Regions from separate parts of the Homo sapiens genome. Here region 1 is linked to region 2. Evidence: read pairs that join two places in POLR2A ChIA-PET (ENCODE). Cell type or tissue: MCF 10A. All regions are shown on one strand. Links, peaks and the distances in the headings refer to the core of each region. The heading gives the core; the rest is flanking DNA.

Evidence for each region. Peaks named below come from ENCODE experiments on the same cell type or tissue, not always from the same donor. Only the 100,000 strongest peaks of a DNase experiment are listed, where the experiment ranks them.
Region 1: POLR2A ChIA-PET joins it to region 2 with 5 read pairs; 2 of 35 experiments call an interaction of 5 or more read pairs at or near these places.

What each region holds. Positions count from the first base shown.
Region 1 is chr16:73,533,582-73,541,914 of GRCh38, forward strand. It overlaps a transcript of ZFHX3 not described here. Among named protein-coding and RNA genes, the nearest start is that of TRK-TTT1-1, 59 kb to the left of the region's middle. In MCF 10A, for the core only: no CTCF peak of the experiment used is centred there; no DNase peak of the experiment used is centred there.
Region 2 is chr16:73,109,755-73,118,087 of GRCh38, forward strand. It overlaps a transcript of ZFHX3 not described here. Among named protein-coding and RNA genes, the nearest start is that of HCCAT5, 22 kb to the left of the region's middle. In MCF 10A, for the core only: no CTCF peak of the experiment used is centred there; a DNase peak (open chromatin) is centred at 3,777.

The DNA of each region.
Region 1 (8,333 bases), core at 172-8,171, 420 kb after region 2:
CCCTTCCAAAATCCAAACTTGAATATCCAATGGGCTAATCAGCATCTTCACTTGAATTTTTAATAGACCTCTGAAAATCAATTAAGTCCAACTGTTTTTCTCCTCTAAATCTGCTCATCCCTCAGCCTTAGGCATTTCAGTTAATGGCAACTTCATCCCTCCATTTGCTCAAGAAAAAAGTACTGGGAGGTCATCTTGAACTCCCTCTCTTTTACAGCCTTCTTCTAACCCATCAGGAAATCTTCTTGGTGCTTCCTCCTAAATGTACACAGAATCCAACCCCAACCACTTCTTATCTCCCCATTGCTGCCACCCTAGTCAGTGCTAACAGCATTTCTCACCTAGATCATGGCAATAGCCCTTGATCTGCCCTTGCTTTCGTGCTGCCTATTCTCAACCCAAAAGCCAGAGAAATCCTTCTGATCTCATCTGAAACCCAGGTGAGATCATGTTACTCCTCTGCTCAAGGTCGTCAGATGGCTCCTCCTTTCATTCAAGGTAAAAGCCCATGTTCTTACAAGGGCCTGCAAGGTGATCTAACACCCACCTCCCTTACCTCTATGACCTCCTACTTCTCTTCCCCTTGCCCATTCAGCTCCAGCCATGGTGAATTCTTCAATGTTTCTTTAACACACAAAGTATACTTCCACTTTAGGGCCTTTGTACTTGCAGTTCTCTCTCCCTGGAATGCTCTTCTCCTTAAATATCCACAAAGGCAATGCTTTCGCCTCCTTCAACTCTTTGCTTAAATATCCTCTCAATGAGTTCTACCCTAACCATCCCATTTAAAATTGCAACCTGCCACCAACTCCAGACCTTTCAGTTTCTCTTACCCTTCTGTCTCTCTCGGCTTTATTCCATCTCATGCATCACCTTCTACTACATGCTATAATGTGTAACTTTATGGTGTTTATCGTTTGTCTGCCCCAGAAGGAATGTAACCACAAAGGGATCTCTATTTTGCTCACTGATAGATCTCACACTTTTAGAACAGTAGCTGGCAGATATTAGGTACTTGATAAATACTTGCTGAATTAAATTGCATTTGGTTTGAATGATAGGTGTTCTGAGGATCAAATGAGCTTCATATACATAAAGCTCTCAAAATAATGCACAATAAATGTTAGCTGCCACACCATCACTACCGCCATCATCGTAATCGTCACAGTTGCCAAATTGTGTGTCTGAGTCTTTCTTGTGGCATTTTATAACATCAGATGTAAAGACAAATGAATAATCACCAGGATATTTTCTTTGTACATAAGGAAACCTTTAGATTTTGGTGGGTATAATCCATCTCACAGTGACTCCCCAATCATCTCACTCTCATGACCCATGCATGGAGTGGGATGCTGTTAGTGCCCTTTTCACGGGGAGAGGAAGCAGGCCCCATAGCCACCTAGAGGGGATTTGATTAAGCGATGTGATGGTAAATGCCTGACAACCAACTCTTGAGGAAAAAAAAAAGCAAAAAACTTTGATTTGTAGTGTTAGCCGATTTCCCTGGTGTAAATTCTCCCACTGTGGTTGATTTCAACTTTCCGACACTATGTCCCTGAATGGAGAGCTCAAAAGTTGTACAATAAGTAGCACCCCATAATAGCCTAATTTCACCAGAAATGCAATAGGCATATATAACTTCAAAAGCACAAATAAGAGTAAAATGTATTAAAATAATTAGGAAGCAATCAGTTTTGAGTAATTGTTATTTAATCGTAAGTTTAATTTCATTTTTAATAAATGTTGTGTTTAACAACCTTCTCATCAAAATTCTTAGGAATTTAACAATCCACTCTTGGGAGCTGGTATGAGGAGAGTTCAGTGCACCACTGGTGAGATCTGAGTGGCTATCTGACCCAAATGGGGTCAATCAGGGTCTCCCCTAGAGACAGGGAGTTAAACCTTCAAGAACCAGTTTTCCACATTGCTGGAGTATGAAGTTGGGAACTGTGGACAGACACTCTCCATCTCCCATGAGGACAGGGTAGTAGGAAAAGAGTCTACTGAGAGAATAATGATCTGCAAAGAGAAGCAGCAATAAGAGACCAAGAAAAAATTCTGCCTGTGGTGCCCATCACCTTTCAATTCCTGACTCCAGCTATTTCAGAGGGTTGGCCCTTGGGTTCTATGTGCCCCCTATCTTTTTTTTTTTTTTTTCTTAGAAGGAGTCTCCCTCTGTTAGCCAGGCTGGAGTGCAATGGTGTGATCTCGGCTCACTGCAACCTCCACCTCCTGGGCTCAAGCGATTCTCCTGTCTCAGCCTCCTGAGCAGCTGGGACTACAGGCGCTCCCCACTATGCCCGGCTAATTTTTTTTACTTTTAGTAGAGACGGGGTTTCACCATGTTAGCCAGGATGGTCTCTATCTCCTGACCTCAGGATCCGCCCGCCTCAGCCTCCCAAAGTGCTGGGATTACAGGTGTGAGCCACCGCTCTCGGCCAAGCCCCCCATCTTTAATACAAATTTTCTATCACTGTGTAAGCTGGAGATGGTTTTAGATACTTGCAAACAAGTGTTCTCAGCATATATTATGCTTAGTTGATTGGGGTTGGCTGGAGTTACACCAGTGCAGTCAGGCACACCGATTACTTGATGCTTCTCTACAGGTATAGCTATCTTTAAATAGAAAAGTGAATTACTACATAATAAGTGCATTTATGTAAGTCTAAAACATTTTCAAAATATAAAGTTTATATCAGAAAAAATATAATTTTAAAAAACATTCAAAATATGAAGTTCACACCAGGAAAAAATAATAAAACAGGTTCTTGGTAGTGAAAATTTTGGGAGCTACAGCCTCAGTTTACATTGGCCAGTGTTACCCAAAAAGTCATCATTCGCTAACTTTAGACACATCACTTTCATTATTCTTGCTGCAACAGTGTGCCACCAAAGTCAATGCACTGCAGAAAAGAAATGCAATTCCTTCCATCTGCATAAAGTATAACCTCATTTAATTGTAACCTAAGTCAAAGTATCTATAAAATCATGGATTTAATATGTTAATCATATTTTCATACACTTTCGATTAAATAAGCTATTTTTAAGCAATGTTGCTGTGTGTGCCACCTAAAATGATACCCAGGACACACCCAGGAAAACATCACATCAGTTAGGCTTGATTCTCTACAGCTGTTCCTGGCACATGAGGTTTTCTCCGTCTCACTCCTGCGTAGCCCACGAGAGTCCGGATTTGTCAGAGGACTATGTTTCCAGGCTCCGGGACAGGAGGAACTAATCTGCTGTTATTAAAATGAGAGCAATACATGGTAGGCACACATTTAACTAAGGGATCTGTGTTTTATTATTTGGGAAGATGTATTTGCATAGGTTAATTCAATGACATTCTTTATTAAAAAAAAAGAAAGAAAGAAACTCACACAGTGAGCAGCGGCCAATCCTACCTTTCAACTTCATGTTAATTTGCCTTAGGGTTTATCTGAGCTGAGCATCCAAGAGATACCAGCAATAAGTTATCTATTTCATCACATGCTGGGCGAATAAGAGACCTGTCTCAGTTATGACCAATTGAATTTATTCTCTCAACACAGAGTATCCAAGCCCTAAGTAGACATGATGCTTTGGGCTGATGCTTATCTTTAAAACTTCAGCAGCTGATGGCTCAGAGTTCAGCATCACCAATACCACTTTCAGCCCTAAGAGGAGAAAGCTCAGGAATGTTTTCTTGTGTTCTGATTCCGGCTCTAAATCTAAAGTCACTTCTTTCTTCTTCTTTTTTTTTTTTTTTTTTTTTTTTTTTAGTCTCACTCTGTTGCCCAGGCTGGAGTGCAGTGGCGCGATCTTGACTCATTGCACCCTCTGCCTCCTGGGTTCAAGTGATTCGCCTGTCTCAGCCTCCCAAGTAGCTGGGACTACAGGCACGTGCTGCCACGCCCGGCTAATTGTTTGTATTTCTAGTAGAGATGGGGTTTCGCCATGTTGGCCAGGATGGTCTTGATCTTCTGACCTCGTGATTCACCCGCCTCGGCCTCCCAAAGTGCTGGGATTACAGATCACTTCTTAATGACTTAAACAAGTAGCCTGTAAGATCAGCAAATATAGAGGCTACAATTGTGCTTAATGGGAAGGCGAAGCCTGAGGATCCAAAGATGAGTCAGTAGTCCAAGTCCCTCTCCACACCTGAAGCAGTTCATTCTTCAGGAGTCCCATGAAAAGATGCTGGTGCCACAAGTCAGAATGCTTTTATACCTAACCAGGAAGATATGACATGTGGTGAAGGGACAAAAGCTGACCATTTAGGGTCGTGGCTTTTTTGAAATCCTATGGACTATCAAGCCACAAAGTAGTATCTTGGAATTCGACTTATCGATACAATCTTGAAAAGGCCATTACTAAAAGTAACTCTTACCCTTGCCTTCATTCTTCATATATGGGGCTCACTGCTTTAAATGTTTTCTAGAGTCATGCTGACTGGTCATTTTTGCATTCTGATTTCTTTTTTTCTGAGTAAACTGTGCAAATAAACAGATGGAATGTCCAAGTGATCATATAAGAACATTCTGAGCAATGAATATGAGCAGCAAGTCATCACGCAGCACCTCATCACGGCAGCACATGTACATATCACGTCAATGACTGTTATATCATTGTGTGTGTGTTTTTTAACACTAGTCAGCCTAAAATAAAAAAATGGAAAAGACTTCATGTCACCAGTTTTTCATCTTAGGCCCTCTTCTGTTTCCTCTGCTACACAGAGTTTGGAAAAAAATTTCACCAAAGGCTATTGAAATAAAATATAATTAAAAGTTCATGAAAAATAAAAAAAAGTCACCCTCTACTTGAGTAATCAACCTCAATTTCAGCTCTGAAGGTATCATCATTAATTGCGTGAAGTACATCATTAATTGCATTTTAGAAAAAAAAGCTTCAATATTTATTTCTAAAATGACATCTCCCTGAAAAAGTCATGTAAGTTTTCTTTCCTTGCCAAGGAAATAATCTTATCTCCTACCAAAGCAAGGATGAGAGGAGACATTTGGACAAAAGATCTGGGAAAGTAACACACAAATGTCCCCATCTCCCATGCAAATGGCCTCGTTTCTTGCGCAGCCCCTAATTCCTCACGTCTGCCACATGCCCATTGGTTAATACAGCGGAGACATGAGAGTTTAGAAATCCCACCTTCGCAAGCTTGACACCTCATATGGAAGCCGTCAGAAAAAGTGAACAGATAGATCTGCGCTCCTTAGTCATCGGGCAAACGACAATAACAATGCAGCACCATTTTCTGCCATCTTTTCAATAAACATGTCTTGGATAGGTCAGTGCAAACGATACAGACTGTACAGTGACTACCTCAGTGGACTAACCTAAAAGCATTAGTCAAATCCAAAGTCTCTGAGATACCTTATTGGCAGAAACAATACCTGTAACACATGAGGCAGGAGGTACGTGCGATGTGTCCCCTAAGCAGGTATGATCCAGAGAGGGAAGATTGTATGTAGGGGGAAATGACAGCATTGAATTTTAAATTCCCACTAAAAACAGAAACTAATAGCCTATGTTATCAAACAGCTTTCTTTTTTTCTTTCTTTCTTTTTTTTTTGCCTTTGAAAACTAGGAGAATTGAACAAGGGTATCTATGGGCTTCCAAGTATTTCTTCTGTGACTGTGTGGCCTGGTGGACACGTGCATAGTACACCTATCCCTGCATTCAAGCCATGAGTTTGGGAATGTCCAGAATTCGATTCCACATTGTTATCAGGTGAAACTGATTTTACGCGCCCACCCGCCTCTCCTGCAAGCCCCCAACCCCCTGAACATTTCTAAACTTCCTTGTTGCTATGGCTGCTTCTTCTCTTTTTTTAAATTTTTTTCCCTTCCTCTTCTTCTTTTTTTTTTTTTTTTTTTTTTTTTTTTTATAAGGCCTCTGGCCTTATACCGCTGTTTATTACCTCAGGCAAACTCTCTCTCTCACTCCTTTTCCCTCTCTGTTTCTTTAAATCTGTAAACCACAAAGCAGCATGCCAGCAACACCGTGGGTCAAGATATCAAAAGAGGGAACTTTTATAGGTTTCCTCGATAACATGGACAATAAAAGAAGAAGGGCGCACAAGCAGCATTACTGACCTTATTTGATGCTGTTCAGTAAAGAGAGACGGCTCTTCCACCGCCTGCCCGTGTAGGTCCGGGCCATCGGTGTGTGAAGAGGGAAGCTCTGTATCAACACCTGGTCTGGGTTTTCTTACACTCCTATGCCAAAGCCCTCCAAATGTTTTCGGCAAATAATACCCAAATAAATGGAAGGTTACTGAATACATGAAACTCACTGCAGCAAGAAATTGCTTTTCGACGCCCAGTATATACAGACAAACTGTTTTTCTCCCCACACTCACACATATGAATATCGGTAGGAATTTAGACTCTGCTAAGGACATGTGTGCTATGAAAGCAGAGGTCTGTCTTCCAAATATGATCGCTGTTAATCAGCAGTACTTACGCTGCCATAAGCTATATATTTTGGTGATTAGTATTAGAAGGAGAATGTTGGAGCTCATTGTCATAATGTTTCATGAAGACACATCATGTTGAAACAAAATGCATGTTTCTTTGGCCTGACGTGCCTGCTGGTTTTCATGTGATATGGGTCCAAGAGGAAAACGTCTTTAGCAGGCCTTAGGAATAACTGCTTCCACAACCATATGGGCTAGGCGAAGTCCTAGATGAGTAGAAATGAAACAGAACACTCCTGCTTTCACGTGAAACTCTTTTTTTGTTTTCCAAATAGTTAAAGTCACTTTAATCATCTATTTTCAAGGAAGATATATTTTCTCTCACAGTAAGAAACTGCAAAGGAAATAACCCCTTTTTTCTTCAGGTCCCCAAAGATCCCAGCTCCTAACTTTTAGTCGCATCAAAATCTCCTAAGAGAATCTAGTCTATGCCTCCATTGTCCAGCCTTAACAGAGAAAAAAGATCAATCATTTGAGTAGAAGTAAAAGCAGGAAGAGGATCAAGAGTTATTTTCTCCTATGCTGAAAATTCCATTCCCTGGCTCCTAAGAAGTTGCATACACAGTTTCCTTTGACTTTTTCAAGTATTTTTTAACCACTTGCTCTTTAAATAATACCAGTCTGAAAATCATCTCATTGTCCACCACCTTCACTGTTTTCTAGATGAGATACTGTGCTCGGTGAACATACTCCTCAATGGCAACCAAGACTGTGAACACCATATTTGCCAATTCCAGAGTCACTCTCACGCAAAGCCATCAACCTGCTCACTGTCAGAGGCCTCTGAGGACATCAGTGAGGGCTGGGCTGAGCCTAGGCCCACAGAGAGATGCAGGCACGTACTGCTTGGGCTATGCTTCCTAAATGTAGGGATTTTGGACCCAGGAAAATGAGATGCTCTTTTAGAATAGATGGTAGGGGTCATCTCAGAGACCCAGTTTCCCCAGCTGTTTCCAGAAACAGCAGCCCTGGCCCTGCCTACCCAGCAGGAGTTACCCCAAAGCACCAGGCCAGCCTGACCCAGAGCCTCATTCTCCACCCGTCCATCTGCAGCCTGGAGCATGTCTCCACCTTTATGAATATTTATTTTGGGCCCAGCAAATTCATGTGAGATTTGATGTGTCCTTCCCACTCTCCTCTCCACAGACCCCACGAAGTATTAAACACATGCTATCATCCCAGCACTTTGGGAGGCCAAGGCGGGAGGATCACTTAAGGCCAGGAATTTGAGACCAGCCTGAGCAACATAGCGAGACCTCATCTCTACGACAAATTTAAAAACTTAGCCAGGCCTGTGGGTGCACACCTGTGGTCCCAGCTACTCAAGAGGCTAAGGTGGCAGGATCGCTTGAGCTCAGGAGGTCGAGGCTACAGTGAGCTGTGATCACAGCACTACACTCCAGCCTGGGGGACACAGCAAGACTGGTCTCAAAAAAATAAAAATAAAAATAAAAATAAAACAGAAAAAGCCATACTATCAAACACACAAAACTAGGAATCCAATTCTATTTATTTGGCAGATGACCTAGAGGCTCCAAAAATGCCAAGAGCAAGTGCTTGGTCCCTGCATGCAGAGACGGATGCCTGGTCCTGCCATCACCCCTTTTCCTTACATGGGACGCTTGGATGAGAGAGAGGCGGCTCGCGAGGCAAATACGGGAGTGCAGTCGCCATTCCTCCTTCTGTCTTCCCTCCCAGCCCTGTCCTCCTGCCCTCCTGTTTGGTGGTTCTCTTTTTTTTTTTTTTTTTTTTTTTTTTTTTTCCCTGAGATGGAGTCTCACTCTGTCACCCAGGCTGGAGTGCAGTGGCACATCTAGGTTCACCGCAACCTCTGCCTCCTGGGTTAAAGCAATTCTTCTG
Region 2 (8,333 bases), core at 291-8,290:
ACGAGAGTCACTTGAACCTGGGAGGCAGAGGTAGCAGTGAGCCAAGATCAAACCACTGTACTCCAGACTGGGCAACAGAGCGAGACTTGGTCTCAAAACAAAAACAAAAACAAAAACAAAAACAAAAAACCACCAAAACTTTTCATATTAAAAGCTTTTCAAAGTAAACAAAACTAATGATACGACATTAAAGAGTTTCATTTGGGCGGGGCGCAGTGGCTCATGCCTGTAATCCCAGCACTTTGGGAGGCTGAGGCGGGCAGATCATGAGGTCAGGAGATCGAGACCATCCTGGCTCACATGGTGAAACCCCATCTCTACTAAAAATACAAAAAGCTACTCAGGAGGCTGAGGCAGGAGAATGGCGTGAACCTGGGAGGTGGAGCTTGCAGTGAGCTGAGATTGCGCCACTGCACTCCAGCCTGGGTGACAGAGCGAGACTGTCTCAAAAAAAAAAAAAGAAGAGTTTCATTTGTTTTACTTTTAAATCCTAAAAATCCTTATACATTTTCTCATGTACTTGTGCAAGTATCTCAGTAAGATACATTCAAACAGGTTGTGTCTATTTGCACATGAAACAGTAGTATCTGAGTATGCCCTTTCCTTGGTCCTTGGATAATATAATTTTGTTTGTGACAATTCAATTGTAATAAAAGATACATCAGTGATATTTTAACCTGAATTTCCCTGACATGACTTTGTATTTATTATGTAATTTTAAAAACATATATAATTCAAGTTTTAAGAAAAATTACAAAAAACACTCCTAAAATTTCCATACACTCTTTACACAGGATCACTAATTCTTTGTATTTTGTCCCAGCTTTTTTTGGAGACAGGGTCTTGCTCTGTCACCCATGCTGAAGTACAGTGGCTCGATCATAGCTCAGCCTCAACCTCCTGGGTCCAAATGATCCTCCCACCCCTGCCTCCCGAGTAGCTGGGACTACAGGTGCGTATCAACACAGCCAGCTAATTTTTTAATTTTTTGTAGAGATAGGGTCTCCCATTGTTGGCCAGTATGGTCTTGAAGTTCTGGGCTCACGTGATCTGCCTGCCTTGGCTTTCCAAATTGCTGGGATTATAGGTGTGAACCACCGTGCCTGGCCTAGCATGTTAAACTAATAAATAAACAAATGACCAAGTTGCAGAATAATAACAGTAAGGATGCATTTTATGATTTTATGATTTTATGTTTTTTTTTGAGATGGAGTCTCACTCTGTTGCCCAGGCCAGAGTACAGTGGCATGATCTCGGCTCACTGCAACCTCCGGCTCCTGAGTTCAAGCGATTCTCCTGCCCCAGACTCCTGAGTAGCTGGGAGTACAGGTGCGCACCACCACGCCCGGCTAATTTTTGTATTTTTAGTAGAGACGAGGTTTCACCATGTTGGTCAGGCTGGTCTCGATCTCCTGGCCTCAAGTGATCTGTCTGCCTCAGCCTTCCAAAGAGTTGGGATTACAGGCGTGAGCCACTGCACCCGGCCAGCATTTTTCTATTATCCTATTCGATTCTGCTTTTGTTTTTGTTTTTTCCCTTGAGAATGTTTTGACACATTGCTAGTGAAATTAAAAATAAATAAACACACTAATGGGAGGTCTAACAATCATGCCAGCTTAGGGGAAGCAGCCACTATTTAAACATTAAAGAATCAAATACAGTTACACAGCATACACAGAATAAAAGTTGACCTGGGGGCTCTTGCTGTCTATAGGAAATTGCACCAACCCATTCAGAAAGGAATAAAAGGAACTCTACACTCTCCTATGTTTCAACTGCCAAGCTTTGCTGTTTATCCTAAGTCTTTACAGATTCCATATTCTCTGTGAGGGAGGGAGGGAGGGAAGAAAGAAAGACAGAAAGAAAGAGAGAGAGAAAGAAGAGAGAGAAAGAGAGGAAGGAAGGAAGGAGAGAGCGAAAGAGAGGAAGGAAGGAAGGAGAGAGAGAAAGGAAGAAAGAAAGGAAAGAAAAGAAAAGGACAGAGGGAGGGAGGAAGGAAGGGAGGAAGGGAAGGAGAGAGGGAGGGATTCGCCGTGCACCTAACACATTCTAAACCCTTGCCATATATGCTATTTCATTTAGTTTTTGAAACTCCAAGAAGCATTTCTTGTCCCCATTTTATGGATGGGAAAACGAGGTTTAACAAATTCGTGTAAGTTCTCAAGGAACCTGGATTCAAACTTAGTCCTTCCTGACTCCAAAGCCCACTGACCGTCCTCTACCAAGAATCGCTTTAGAGGGGACTGGAGAACAGGTTTGCAGTTGTAGAATCTTACACTGGTGGGTCTAGGTGGTGCATAGTCCTTTTCCTCCTTTTCTAGAGGTGCTCTAGAAAACACCTGGGGAGATGCCCCGGGCATGTTGGACAAACTTCTCTCCAGAGTTTTCCATTTCTCTCTGCTCCTGTCTGCCCATGGCACCTGATCTCAAGAGGGATAAGAAGGAGAGAAAAAGGGAAGACAGAGAAGAAGAGAGGGGTGGGATAATGAGAGAAAGAGAGGCAGAACCCCAAGCAGGAGCCTACAGAGGAGTCGACACAATAGGAAGACAGAGAAAAACGGAAGGAAGGGAAGAAGGGCAGGGCCTGTGAGGCAAGGAGCTTTGGGAGTCCTAGTCTCATAAATTAAAAGGATGACAACAAAGCCAGGCAGGAAGGATTTAAAAAAATTTTAAAAAGGCCGAACCCAGTGGCTGGCACCTGTAATCCCAGCACTTTGGGAGGCTGAGGTGGGTGGATCACCTGAGGTCAGGAGTTTGAGACCAGCCTGGGCAACATGGTGAAACCCTGTCTCTACTAAAAATACAAAAATTAGCCGGGCGTGGTGGCACATGTCTGTAATCCCAGCTACTCGGGAGGCTACTGAGGCAGGAGAATCTCTTGAACCCGGGAGGTGGAGGTTGCAGTGAGCTGAGATCGCGCCACTGCACTCCAGCCTGGGCGACGGCGTGAGACTCCATCTCAAAAAAAAAAAAAAAAAAAAAAAAAAAGTAAGTGCTTTCCCCCAGTAGACTGAGAAAGGGGAAGGTTAGTGAAGGGCGGAGAGAAGCAGCCCAGACCCCACCCACATTCCTCTGCATCCAGGGAGGAGGGTCCTAGCTGCTGCCCCTGGGGCCTGGCTGACCAGGTGAGCGGCTGCACAGCCCCATCGGAGCCAGGCCCGCCCTGGAGTTATCCTGCACACTTTGGACCCAGCACCCACAGCAGCCCTGCGCCTTGGTTCACTGGACAAACTTTGGCTCTTCAGACAAACTTTGAAAATCCCTAACTTCTTAGGGATTTTCCCTAAGATCCAGCAAACCAGCCGGATTAGTCTTTGGGAGAAAGGAGAGAGAGAATATGAGAAAGAAAGAGGGAATGAGAGGAGGAAGAGAGAAGAGGAGTTAGAGAAAGAGAAGGTCAGAAAGAAGGAGAGCAGGAGAGGAGGGCAAGAGGCCTGGAGAAAGAGAGTGGGAGATGGAACCAGGCGAGGAGGTGGAGAAGCTGCCAGAGGAAGTGAAGGGAGGAAGGAGACATTATATATTCCTAGGAAGGAACAATATAAGATCTTTCACCACGTCCCAGAGGTCAATAAACTGGCCTGGGAAATTAAGAACAAGTTGTCATTGAGGATTAGCAAAAGGCCTGAGGAAGTACAAAAATTCCTGCCAGCTTTCATAAAGCTGCCTCTAAGAAATTAAAAATCACAGGCCACAATAAATACGGCCCACGTCTATCCACACCCATGTCCACATGACAGCCTGGAGAATGAGGCATCCTTCGAGGCCTTGCTTTAATGTGAGTAATTACAATTATGCAAGAATCCCATGGGCTATAATCATACACCCACTACGTGAGCTACTGGGAAGAGGCAAGGAGGTGAATGCCAGCAACAAATGCACAGGAAGGAACATTCTAGAAGAGATATGAGAAAGTGGAATTAAACACGGATGGCGGGTCTTGGTTCCTACTAATGGGGTATGATGCATCCATTTCTACATTACATGGGCGGAAGGTTAAAACAAATAGTTTTTCTCATGACCAAGACTCTTTTTTGGAAACTTTTTTTTTTTTTTTTTTTTAGACAGAGTCTTGCTGTGTCACCCAGGCTGGAGTGCAGTGGCGCGATCTCTGCTTACTGCAAGCTCCACCTCTTGGGTTCAAGCCATTCTCCTGCCTCAGCCTCCCTGAGTAGCTGGGACTACAGGCACCCACTACCATGCCCAGCTAATTTTTTTGTATTTTTAGTAGAGATGGGGTTTCACCATGTTAGCCAGGATGGTCTCCATCTCCTGACCTTGTGATCTGCTCGCCTCGGCCTCCCAAAGTGCTGGGATTACCGACGTGAGCTGCTGTGCCCGGCCATTTTTTTTTAAGAGATGGGGGTCTCACTCTGTTGCCCAGGCTGGTCTCGAACTCCTGGGCTCAAGTGACCCTCCCACTTCAACCTCCCAAAGTGTTGGGATTCAGGCATGAGCCACCGTGTCTGGCTGGAAACTTTCAAGGGAATGGATTTTGCCTGTATGTTACTCATTTTCTGAGGCTATTTGGTGATGGTCTCACACTATGGTTGAAGATAAGTTGGAATTTTCTTAACTAAAGTTACCTTTTTAATATTCTTTATTAATCACCCCTTAGGTTGTTATCAGAAATTGGGTAAACTGTCAGTCATGGTGGTTCATGCCTGTAATCACAGCACTTTGGGAGGCCAAGGTGAGAGGATCACTTGAGGCCAGGAGTTTAAGACCAACCTGGGCAACATAGTGAGACCCCCATCTCTATGAAAAAGATTTAAAAACTAGCCAGGCATGGTGGCACATGCCTGCAGTCCCAGCTACTCAGGAGGGTGAGCTGGGAGGATCCCTTGAGCCCAGGAGGTCGAGGCTGTAGTGAGCCATGACTGCGTCACTGCACTCCAACCTAGGCGACACAGTGAGACCCTGTCTCAAAAAACGTAAAGTAAAATAAAAAAAATAAAATGGGAAAACTAGCAATTTTCTGCAAGGAAATAAGTTTTGCCACCTTGTGAATGGCCAGCCTGTCTTTGATCACAAGGGCAACTCACAGGCAAAGGATTACTGCTATTTCCTAATTTTAGTTTGTTTTTAAAGAGATGGGGTCTTGCTGTGTTGCTCAGGCTGGTCTCATACTACTGGGCTCAAGAAATCCTCCCACCTCAGCCTCCCAAGCTGTAGGGACTACAGGCGCATGCCACCATGCCTAGCTGATTGCAATTTCTACCCTGGGGCCCCAGGCCCTTCTATAGCGATTCCTCAAGAGTCTACTGTCATAGAAGCAGCTGTCTTCAGCTTCTCTCCCTAGGCCTTCTTTGTTGGCCACCAGCAATTCTTGGGGTAGCCAATGTCTTGAAGTTCAGGACCAACTGCCGGAGAAACCAGACCCTGATCCTGGCTGCCCCTCATCTCCAAGTCTCAGCAGACGCTGCTGAGTTGGTGCCTTGCGGGAGACCATTAAGTCCGACTCCAGGGATCCAAGGTCTACCACTGCCCCAAGATTACGGGGTCCAGGCCAGGCGTGATGGCTCATGCCTGTAATCCCAGCACTTTGGGAGGCTTAGGCAGGAGGCTCGCTTGAGTCTAGGAGTTTGAGACCAGCCTGGACAACATAATGGGACCCTATCTCTACAAAAAAAAAAAAAAAAAAAAAATCAGCTGGGTGTGGTGGCGTGTGCCTATAGTCCCAGCTATTTGGGAGACTGAGGTGGGGAGGATTGCTTGAACCTGGGAGGTCGAGGCTGCAGTGAACCGGGATCATGCCACTGCACTCCAGCCAGGGTGACAGAATGAGACCCTCTCTGAAGAGTCCAATGTCCATACTTGGCTTCCTTCAGCATCTCCCACCTTCTAGCATCTCCTTGCTTCTAGAACCAGATAGCAACTTTTTTGGAGCACCTCCTCAAGGGCAGGCGTAGGGCTAGATGCTTTACGTCTTTCATTTGGCCCTCACAATTATAGGAGGCACTGCTATAGACAGTTTCACAGATGAGGAAACTGAAGCTTAGTGAGATAACTTGTTCAAGTTCACATTGTTTGTGATGGAGCCACTAATCAAGTCCAGGGTTGCCTGGTTCTAAAAGGTTGCTCTGGCCAGGTACAGTGGCTCATGCCTGTAATCCCAGCACTTTGGGAGGCCAAGGAGGATGGATCATCTGAGGTGAGGAGTTGCAGAACAGCCTGACCAACATCATGGAGAAACCCCGTCTCTGTTAAAATACAAAATTAGCCGGGCGTGGTGATGCATGCCTGTAATCCCAGCTACTCAGGAGGCTGAGGCAGGGGAATCACTTGAACCCAGGAGGCGGAGGTTGCGGTGAGCAGAGATCATGCCAGTGTACTCCAGCCTGGGCAACAAGAGCGAAACTCTGTCTCAAAAAAAAAAAAAAAAAATGTTGCTCTCTGCTTCCACTGCTTCATCCTGCCTTTAGTGCTTATGCCCTTTGGGTCTTGAAAACTGTTCCTACCTTCAAGAGTCTCCCAGATGAAATCCACGTACTCCAGAGCCGGGTTGAGTGGGTGGGTGGCGGGGGAGTGTCCCTTGAAAATTCTGACTACCTCATTAATGGGGATTTGCTGACAGTTACTCACTCACAGGCATTTTCTTAGGACAAGGAGGGCTTGGAGAAGAAAGGCTAGTTCTCAAGAGGAGGAATGAGAGTTTGAACCAGAAATGTGTAACAAACACTCCCTACATTGTGGAATCGCAAGTGGAGAAGGCCAGAAGTGGCTGGGGAGGGTGCCAGACTCCAGGCTGGGAAGCTGGAGGCCTCCATTTTGCTGAGGATGAAACTGTCATTTTTTGTACCTGGGGATGCAGACCATGTACCTATCAAAGCTTAGTTTAGCAGAAAAAATTCAGGATGTTGGAGTGGGTTGGCTTCTTCCAGCAGCCTTCAATGAAGCACTTTGGGAGGCAGGCTGAAGGTGCTCTGTTTTCCAGCAAGAAGTCAAAGGACTCTGGTTGGCTAAGAGAGGTTCTTTCCACCTGTGGCCTGTAATTTAAATGACCAAAAGTCCTAACCCTGGGTACTGCAGGGCTGGAAAAACCACATTTTTCTATCTCAAACCCAGTTTATTCACGCAGGAATGGGGAGGGTTCTCAGAAGATGAGATGAGAACACAGAAAAAGCCTGGCCTGCCTCATCCTAGGCTGTCTCCCGGCTTGTTCTGGTGAACATTGTCTGTCTAAGCAAGGGGGATGCATGTGCTTTGTGAAGTGTCTGGGAACAGTCTGAGGGCATGAAGAAATAAGAATCTGCCTACCCAAGGCTATTGTCTTTATTTCCTACAAAGCAAAGGCTAAAATGAAGGAAGAGGCCACACACTAGGCCTGAACTAAAGGTAGTGCTTCAAACTCTAGGTATGACACATTAGTGGACTATAAACTCAATTTGATGGATTGTTACTGGCTTGTTTTTTCTTTTCTTTTTCCTTCTTTCCTTCCCTCTTTCCTTCCTTCTTCCCTCCTTCCCTTCTTTCCTTCCTTCCTCTTTCAACAGAATAGAAACTATTAGCATGTAACCCATGTAGTGGCCATAAATACTGTTGTATAATAAAACTTATGATTTAGTTATACATAAATACATACCAATATGCACATGCATAATTGTATACTAGGTCATGAAGTAAATTCATTCTCATTATGGGTCATGGCCAAAAAATTTGAAAACTAGTAGACAGGTGAAGCATAGAGATTTGGGGCCAGAAAGTAGAAATTTCCAGGTTGAAAACACATGATCAAACAAAACCTCTGACTATGGTTACGACCCAATGGAGTTGTCTAGAGGCAAAAATATGAAAAGCCTATTAGTTTTTGGGGGGATGAGTATTGCTAAAGAAATGGCAAGAAAGGGTGACAATAGTCTGCAATTGTTTAAATTGTTAGGTGTACTTTAGGTCAATCTCTAGCCTCCTGCTATAGACCCAATGTGTCCCCACCTAAATTCACATGTTAAAATCCTAACCCCTAATATGATGGTATTTGAAGGTGAGGCCTTTGGGAGGTCATTAGGTCATGAGGGTGGAACCCTCACAAATAGGATTAGTGCCCTTATAAAAAAGGCCTGAGAGAGAGCTCCCTTGCCCCTTCTACCATATGAGGACACAGAAAAGATGACTGTCTATGAACCAGGAAGTGAGCCCTCACCAGAAACCAAATCTGCTGGTGCCTTCATCTTGGACTTCCCAGCCTCCAGAACCATGTGAAATACATTTCTGTTGTTTATAAGCCATCCAGTCTAGAGTTGTTTGTTATGGCAGCCTGAACTAACTAAGACACCCCCAAAATCACACCAGAGGTAGTGAATTGCTAAAGCAGTACAGTCCTCAGAGAATGCATG